2 separate regions of the Mus musculus genome follow, and region 2 is linked to region 1. The links are chromatin loops, found by intact Hi-C in ENCODE. Cell type or tissue: left cerebral cortex. All regions are shown on one strand. Links, peaks and the distances in the headings refer to the core of each region. The heading gives the core; the rest is flanking DNA. Region 1 overlaps Tmem108 (transmembrane protein 108). Region 2 overlaps Gm29154 (predicted gene 29154).

Evidence for each region. Peaks named below come from ENCODE experiments on the same cell type or tissue, not always from the same donor. Only the 100,000 strongest peaks of a DNase experiment are listed, where the experiment ranks them.
Region 2: a loop joins it to region 1, with 3 times the contacts of the local background. A loop is called at or near these places in 1 of 42 quality-filtered maps.

The regions. Positions count from the first base shown.
Region 1 is chr9:103,558,463-103,562,857 of GRCm38, forward strand. The region is part of intron 3 of Tmem108 (transmembrane protein 108); the gene reads right to left. It overlaps 4932413F04Rik (RIKEN cDNA 4932413F04 gene), which reads left to right. Exons shown (of 3, transcript NR_040764.1): 1 at 1-1,033; 2 at 3,910-3,988. Among named protein-coding and RNA genes, the nearest start is that of 4932413F04Rik, 3.6 kb to the left of the region's middle. In left cerebral cortex, for the core only: a CTCF peak has its summit at 1,930; DNase peaks (open chromatin) are centred at 424 and 947; H3K27ac peaks cover 1,978 bases.
Region 2 is chr9:103,938,052-103,942,446 of GRCm38, forward strand. Gm29154 (predicted gene 29154) reads right to left here. Exons shown (of 7, transcript NR_168125.1): 4 at 1,401-1,494. Among named protein-coding and RNA genes, the nearest start is that of Gm32797, 4.7 kb to the right of the region's middle. In left cerebral cortex, for the core only: no CTCF peak of the experiment used is centred there; DNase peaks (open chromatin) are centred at 217, 2,129 and 3,546.

The DNA.
Region 1 (4,395 bases), core at 86-4,085:
CACATAGACCGTCTTGTAGCTTTTCTCCTAGAGTCTGAGCTGACAGTCCCCGCTTCTAATCTGAAGCAGACCAGATATTGCTAACAAGACTAGTCTTCAGTAACACAAAAACTCCTCTACAAAAAAATCCAGGCATGTTCGACTCCTGTAAGTGCAGAAAGAGGAGGTGGGCGCAGGTTGTACCTAGGATGCTCGTGCTGATGGGTTAGCTGGCAGAACCATTCCATCGCCAACTCAGGAGCTGAATATACAGAGTCCTAATTTGTTAGGTGCTTAAAAATTGGCTCTGACTAAACACAGGAAGTTGGTGAGATGAATCCTTAAGATCCATTCCAGTTCCAAGTGAATATGTACCGCACTCATCGTTGGCCGGAACTCTGCATCTAATCCAGCACTGGCTGGTATCCAACCTTGTTCATTTAATAGTCAACATTTGTCAAGGGCTCCCCATGTACGGAGCCCTGTGTTAGGCATGTGTTAGGGGACAGATACAAAGAAGCCTTCTGCCTTTGAGGAATGTGGAGAAGTAATAGATTCAAAGGGAGAAGTCTGAAGGCAGGCACAACGGACTCTGTGTCTCTGTGTGTGGGTCTCACTGCTGAAGGCAGTGGCAGGCTGGCTGCTCTGATGAATGCAGATGGTTTGTGTGTAAACTCAATTGTGCGCTAACATTTTCTGAAAGGTACCCACTGGCAAACTGACACCTCTCTGTGCCTTAGAAAAAGCAGCAGAGTACAAGATTGAAGTACACAAGGCCTTGTTTGCTGTTGTCCTTCAGAAACAAAACGCCCATCACCGTTTATGGTATTTGACACTCTTATCAAGGTGTCAAAGATTCCGTGCAGTATTCCGGCTATAGGAAGTGAATCGTGCTTTTGGTAACAGTTAATAGGACCAGACTTGAGACACAGAGTCAGGATGTGGCATGGAGTCACTTGAAGTAAGAAAAGAATACATGAACTGGCACTGGGAGCCAAGCACTGCCTATCCCAAGCTCAGAGCTCCTGAAAATCCTCTCTTCAGCAAATTCATGGTGAGAACAGGATTCCACAGCAGGGGAGCGGCAGAAGAGAATGAGGAGGCCAGGCCGAGGAGGCCAGGCCGGGTGCTTTAAAGTGTGGGAACAACGCTGGGGAAAATGTCAGGACTACTGTCTAGGGCTCCCCCAGGAGCCAGGCTACAAAGCAAAGTCCTGCAGACCCATTGCCAATTGCAGAGCATTCTGGGGGTGGCTTGGTCCTGCTTGCCATGTCTTTAAGCAGTGGTGTTCTGAGTTCCAGCCCCACTGCTTACTTTTCTTATGCCAAAGCAAGGAACAAACAAGAGTTGGGTGTGATGAGAACAAAGGAAAGCTTTGAACCGAACCAGACCAGGGTGATGAATCTACCGAGGTCTGAGCAACCCTTACCTTCAGTTAGGGTTTAAACAGCAAAGCTGTAGGTACCTTCCTGAGGCCTTTGTTTGAAGATGAAAATACTAAGAACATATTTATTCTTATTTCCGTATAGAAGCGTGCCAGCTTGTCTGTATGGGAATGATGTTCATGCAGGTAGGGGCCTATGGAGGTTAGGAGGTCAGAAGAGGGTGATGGATCCCTGGGAATGGGAGTTACAAAGGTGGTTAACACCCACCTGCTGCTGGGAACCAAATGGGTCCTCTGCAAGCCATCTCTCCAGCCCTAAGAACACATTTATACTGCCCCTGGTCTCTTAAAGACACCTCACAGCCCACGTGTAACCTAACCACACTTTGTGGGCTTGGTGAGTCTCGGCTCACCCTTCAAGACCTCCCCCCCCCCCATCATCAAGGTACCGATCAAAATACACATTCATGATCTTCATCTGAAACACAGATTCCTGTTGTCACTGGGGGTGGGGGTGGGGGTGGGGTTCAGATAGCCCGAAAGGCTACTGCAGAGCTTGCTCTGCCAAATACCCCCACAGGGGGCGCTCTACCTTGGGACTGTTCCTGAGCTTGTTGGGGTGGGGACAGGGCGGGGGTGATCCAAGCTATAGTTGGTCAGGAATCCTGAGCTGAGAGAGCATATGCTGACAGGCAAGGAGCTGAAGCTGTTTCAGGTAAGACAAGGAGCTTGCTTCTGAGCGGAAATGAACTTGCTGGCCTCATCGGGGACATGGAAGCTGAGGTACAACACACGCTCGCTGAGAAGCTGGCCATGGACGAACCTTTCAGTTTTCTCTTGGTTTATGCTCATGGGAATCCAGAGTCCCATGAGGCTGCAGCTTTACCTAAACGTTCCAGCGATGGGTAAATTAAACTTTGTTTTCTATGGGCAGCTCCATTTACAAGTGTTTTTAGAAGGGTTTCAGAAGGAAGACACACCGCTGCTTGTTCTGACGGACAGTTCTAATGGCCATGAACATTTTCAGTATTGCCCCAGTGTTGCACGTGGCTCAACTGAAAAAAAAAATTCCCTCACAGTCCTCAACTCTCCTCTTATAAACCATCACACAGAGAGGCAAGGTACTGCTCAGCTGTTACTGTGCCAGCAGCTGGCATATTAGTGCAGTGTGGGTTCCGTTTCCCCGCTCTAAGCGTTCTAGCTGCGGCCGTTTAACATTTCTGCTTGCGATAACATGGCTTCTTATTTGCATGAGATTCCCAGGTCCTTCTTTGTCTCCCACTGCAGCTGAGGTGCAGTGCTGGGCTGTTGGAGTTTTTTTCTGTCACCTTTGCTCCTATCTACTGTAAGTTCAGGGTTCAAAGGGTGTGAGCAGTGAGGGAAACCCAGAGCTTTTTCCCTTTGCGTGGATAAGAGCTACACGTTGCTTCTACCTTTGCGCTGCTATTGTTACTTTAGGTCAAGGCTGGCCCTGAAAGGTTTCATTTCACTTTAACCACGCATCAACCAAGCAATCTGGTTTGTTTCCATCAAGAGATAGCCAAGAGGTTGACAGGCAGCCATCTTAATATGCTTTTCCTCATTTACCGTGTCTGAAATGTCACCTCCCTGCCTGTCACACCTTGGATCTTAGAATGCTCCCAAAGGCCTAACTGTTAACAGCCTACTCATCCGGGTCAGTACAGGGACATGGTGGAATTTCAGTGGGTGGGGCCTAGTGGGAGGAAGCTAGTTCACTGGTGGTGTGTCCTTGAAGAATACACTAGAACCCAGACCTTTCCCTGTTTCTCTCTTTGCTTTTTAACTGCTATGAGGTAAGCAGCTTTGTCCATTGGACTTTCTCCACCATGACGTTCTGCCTCACCTCAGGTCCAAAGCAATGAAGCCAAACATACATGGCTGAAACCTCTGGGCTGAGTCTCACTTCCTTATGACATGACTAGCTCAGTGTTAGTGACTGTTCTATTGCTGTGAAGAGATACCATGATGAAAGAAACGCTTATAAAGAAAGCAGTTAACTGGGGACTTGCTCACAGTTTTAGTGGGTTAGTCCAGGATCATTTTGGTGGGAAACAGACAGACAGACATGGCACTGGAGCTGAGAGTGGGGCTTTAGATGATCAAAGTACATTCCCAGTGACACACCTCCTCCAACAAAACAACACCTCCTCCAATTAGACCATACTATCTCCAACAGGCCACACCTCCTCTAATAAGACCACACCTCCTCTAATAAGACCACACCTCCTCTAACAGGCCACACCTCCTCTAATAAGACCACACCTCCTCTAACAGGACACACCTCCTCCAACAAGGCCACACCTCCTAATCCTTCTCAGAGAGTTTCACTCCCTGATGACAGAGCATTCAAATGGGAGCCAATCTCATTCAAACCATCACACTCTGGTATTTTGTCATAGTAACAGAAAGCTGACTGACATGTTACTCCACCCCATTTCCTAACTTCTCCATAGGCCTTGTTCCCCTTTTGACAACGGATCTTCATGTTTCTTGTTAACCTTTTCTACTCTCTACTATTCCCACAGGCAGCCTCCTCAGGAAAGGACCTGGTGTCTATTTTACTGCTGTTCCTGCAACAAAAGAGTGTTCATCATTTGTGGAGAAGTGAGTTTTAGTGTGGGGCCACAAGGCACTTGTGGAGGTCAGATGTCAATTTGCGGGGTCAGGTCTCTCTTTCTACCATGTGGGTCCTAGGCTTGAGCATAGGTCTTCAGGTCTGGCAGTAATTTCCTAGACCCTGAGCCCTGTCACGGGCTCTGTGAACACTCTACTGCATTAGTTTACATAGGGATTAAGGAAACTAATACAAGTTAAGCATTTAATACAGGAAGAGGAGAATATATATATCCATCCTATAGGGATACAGGTAGAATGTGGTGTGTTTCAAGTTCATTTCCCCTAACAAGAGGGAGCTGGTTTAGATGCCTGCATTGATGGGGTACACTGAGTCCCAGAGTCCGTGGAGGACTGGTTCTTGACTCTCTCCCTCACCCACATCCAAGGCTGCTCAA
Region 2 (4,395 bases), core at 182-4,181, 380 kb after region 1:
CAATGGGGTGGGGACTCTCTCTCTCTCTCTCTCTCTCTCTCTCTCTCTCTCTCTCTCTCTCTCTCTCTCTCTCTCTCTCTCTCGTACTGCTGACTTTCCAGTGCCCAGAATACTTTCTGCCTTATAGGAGTTGCATAAGTGGTTAGAATAGCACACCCTGTTCATGAATGAATCGGTAAGGAATGGACTCAGTCAACGACCAAGCACCAGCTGCATAGGAGGCAGAAGGCATGTGGGCTGCTTCAGTGAAGCACACATCTGTTCCATTTGGGTCCCAGCTTGCACCGGAAACTCCTCTGTGTGCAGACCAGTCACAAGACTAAAGGTTCCCTTGTCTGGGGACATAGTTTTACTCCATTCGAAGTGAACTCTTTAATGCTACAGGTCTGATTTTTAAAAGTCCACATTGTGTTTCTGTTTCCTGGTCTATTGAAGACAACAGAAGATAATTTTTCATAGGACATGCATAAAGATTAAATGAGTGTTTTCTCTCTCTCTCTCTCTCTCTCTCTCTCTCTCTCACACACACACACACACACACACACACACACACACACAATTGTATAAAAGAATAATTTGGTCTCTGCCTACTTAACAATTGACATTTATAATATGCTGATTGTAATGAATAGCTATGCTAACATACGGCCACACAATTGGCCAAACTGACTTGTTAGTCTCTGATGAAAAACACATTCTCTTCTAAAAGAAGGAATGGACAATATTTTAACACTCCACAAATGATGCTTATTTTACTTTAGCGTAGTAAAAAATGTTGAAAGGTGATACTTTAGCAATCCTTTTAGAGTGGTAATTGGGGCTCAGAGAGTTTAACTAACCTGTCAAAACCCACATTGTCATGACAATCAGAAATTAAAAAGATTTTTCTAAAAGACCAAGTCATTCTCTTTATATTTTTAGAATTAGCCTTTCTGCCAAGGGGTTTGGTCCAATGTTTCAATGTTTAATTAAAATTCATAGAAAACGAAGAATGCCTGATACGAAAGGATATGAGATTCTAGGTGAGCTGCACTGATCAGTCATTGTGTGTGGATTGGGAAAGGGTGAAGGGAACTTACGAAGGAGATACAAATCCCCTACCTCTTGATAGTGGGTTACGTGATGTATGTGTTTGTCAAAACCCATCAAAGTATATACTAAAAATATGTGCATTTCACTGTACATAAATTACATTTCCATTTTTAAAGTTTAAAGCCATAAAGGAGAAAAATGAATTAGTCTTGAATCTCAAGTAAAAAAATAATAGCACTGCCTGGGGAGCTTTTATTAAACCTTAGGGGGAAAAAACAAGAGTCAAACTCTTCCTTTGCTGGAGGGAGGCTGAAGGAAGTCACGTAAGATGAGGTTTTGGTCAAGAGTCATGTGATGAGTCAACCCACCTCAGCTGTCCCTGGCGAGGACTGTCGTGACAAGGTGAAGCTGGAAGACAATATTTGGATTCCTTATTCCAAACAGTTCTCAGGATTCTAACCTCTGGATGGTGTGGGAAAGGAGAGAGCATAAATAATAGTCACTCAGGCAGAGCATATTCCAAGAGGCAATTCAGTCAAAAATCACAAGGATGAATACTAATCTGTGAAACCTATGGATAAAAAAAATAAAGATGGGGGGCTAGAGAGATCGCTCAGTGGTTAAGAGCACTGACTTCTCTTCTGAAGGTCCTGAGTTCAAATCCCAGCACCACATGGTGGCTCACAACAACCCATAATGAGATCTGATGCCTTCTTCTGGGGTATCTGAAGTCAGCTACAGTGTACTTACCTATACTAAATAAATAAATCTTTTTTAAAAATCATAAAGATGTTTTTCACATGCCACACTTTATTTTATTTCTGTTTTTTTCTTATTTCGTGCTATTTCGCGCTTTTAAAAATTAATCTCATCTTCGGAGTACTCTGGGAGGCAAACACTTGGCTTCCAGTTGCAATGAAGAATAAACTTTACATCGGGGATAGCCACCGCAATCTATCTGAAGTCATTTCAAATGGACCTCATTCAAAATCTTGTGGCAGCTTTAGCCACACGGAACTGGGTGGTCTATTTTTGGTGCACACAAGCTCTTATTTAAGGCCAGAGAAGAAGTAGGAATAAAAATGTCACAGAGCAGTTAGAAGCCTTACGTCATTCCCCAATGGTGCCTCTCTTGAATGACTGAGTTCTCTACCTCTTTCATATTGAGGCAACTGCAAATCACCCGACCATGCAAACGCATGCAAAAGAGAGTTCACGTGGATCGTGGAAGATACTAGCTACAGAAACAACAGAAAATAAACAGCACACTCTTGCTTACCACACCAGCCTCTGACTACAACACATAAACAGTCCCCTGATGCTCTCCTCAGAGGACACATTAAACAAAGAGCCTTAAGGAGAAAAGCATTTATTTGGCTGAGAGCAACATAAAAGTTGTATGATATGAATCATAGCCTCTAAACGTGTAGGCCACAATGACCAGGTGAGGGTCACAGAACTGAATGTTGCCAAATGGTTGACAAAATGACCGGAAATTAATTTAAAATCCAACAGCAACCAACCCAATGTGCCTCTCTCTGTACCACTCAGCCACCGTGTGTATTTGGATGTCTCTGCAGTTTGGGTTCCAAACACACAACAGACACTGCCCAGAGCACCTTGGCTCAGACACAGGCCTACTGCAGTGTTCCACATATGACATGGGAGCCACTCGGCCAGACACATAGCCAGTGTAGATAGAACACTTGAAATGTGGCTAACATGACTGAAGAACTAAATTTTTAATTTCATTTCATTTTAATTTAATTTAGTTTCATGTTGACGTAGCTTCACAGGACGGATGGCAACTGCACTGGACAGTACAACCTAAGAAAATTAGCAGATAGATTAACAGGTGACACTGATCTTGTGTTCAGAGACGCTTTGGCGTCTCTGTGGCTTCCCAAATGGACTTTGGAACATAAGACTTAGATCTCTGTGACTTTGATGCGGCTATTTGTTGGAGACACCTGCTATTCCCAGGGGAGAGATTTCAGTCATGCCTGCTGAGAAGTCCGCCACAGTAACGAAATGGGCTGTGACATGTGAACACATCCTCGTCTTGACCCGAGAGACTCCAGAGCATGGCCATTCCGCGCAGTTGCTACAGCCTTTTACCCATCTGCAATTCTGAACCACAGAAATAACAAGGTCTCCCAGAGGGACCCCTGAGAGGAAAATAAAATGGGTGTGACAACCTGGCCCCTTAGGCAAGAGCACATTGGTTACCCTAGCAGCTCTGTGCTACGTTGTCTGTCTCTCCGCTGTAAGGGCAGAGCACCACAGCCCCCTAGTCTCTGCCTTCACAGCCTCTCCTGAATGAAAAGCGGCCCTTGGTGGAAAACACTTCAGCAATCTATGCGTGAAAGTCCCTGCAAATGAGCAAAGGATTAAGCTGTAATTATGAGCAAGGCCACGGAATTAGCTAGAGAAGGAATTGGGTTCTGTCGAATTGACTAGTCATCCAGCCTGGAGCAGTTACTCACGGCAAATGAGTAATATCCTGAGGCGCCTTGGTGGAAAAGGATGCCATAGCCATTTAGCAATGTCTTCACAAGTTCACAGATAAGATCTGTGCTTGCAGCTTCTGTGGGGCGTGTACGCCTTCCCTATGGGCTGTGACGTAAGGAAGAACTCTTAGAGGAGCGGAACACTACGAATACATCAGCTACTGAACAGCCTACGGAAGCACTGTCAGGACGGTAGGGATAGATGGGTAATAGAGAGCAGTTGCAACTGGAAATACTGTGGATGGCAGCGTGGACAGGGTGAGTGAAAAAGAAGGAAGGAGAGCGAAGGCACTACCAAGGATAACGAACTCCTCCGCAACAGCACCCATGAGACAGATGGCTCAGCAGGTAAAGGCACTGCCTCCGTGTCTGATGACCTGAGTTCCATCCTAAGGAGCAAAAACCAACTCCTAAAAGTTGTCATCTAACCTGTGTGTGTGTGCGCGCACACGCGCGGCTCAGATGTGTGTGTGTGGTGTGTGCACACATGCTGCGCATGCGTGCACACACACAAATAAATGTAGTCTTTAAAATTAAAATAAAAGACAGCAAGGAAGAGTAAGGAAGGAGAGCGTGACACAGCCACAAAGAGGATCTAACAGTTACTCACCTTGTTGCTGTGACAAAAACCCGAGGAGAAGCAACTTAATGGAAGAAAGTTTTGTTTGGGCTCATGGCTCAAGGCCCCATTTTATGGAAGTGGGAGGGCATGGTGAACTTAAAGCAGCTGGTGACATCATACCCACAGTCAAGAGGCAGGGAGGGATAAATGCTGGTATTCAACTTTTTATGCAGTAAAGGACCCATGGGCCCACGGAATGGCACTACCCCAGTTGAGAGTAATCTTCTCCTC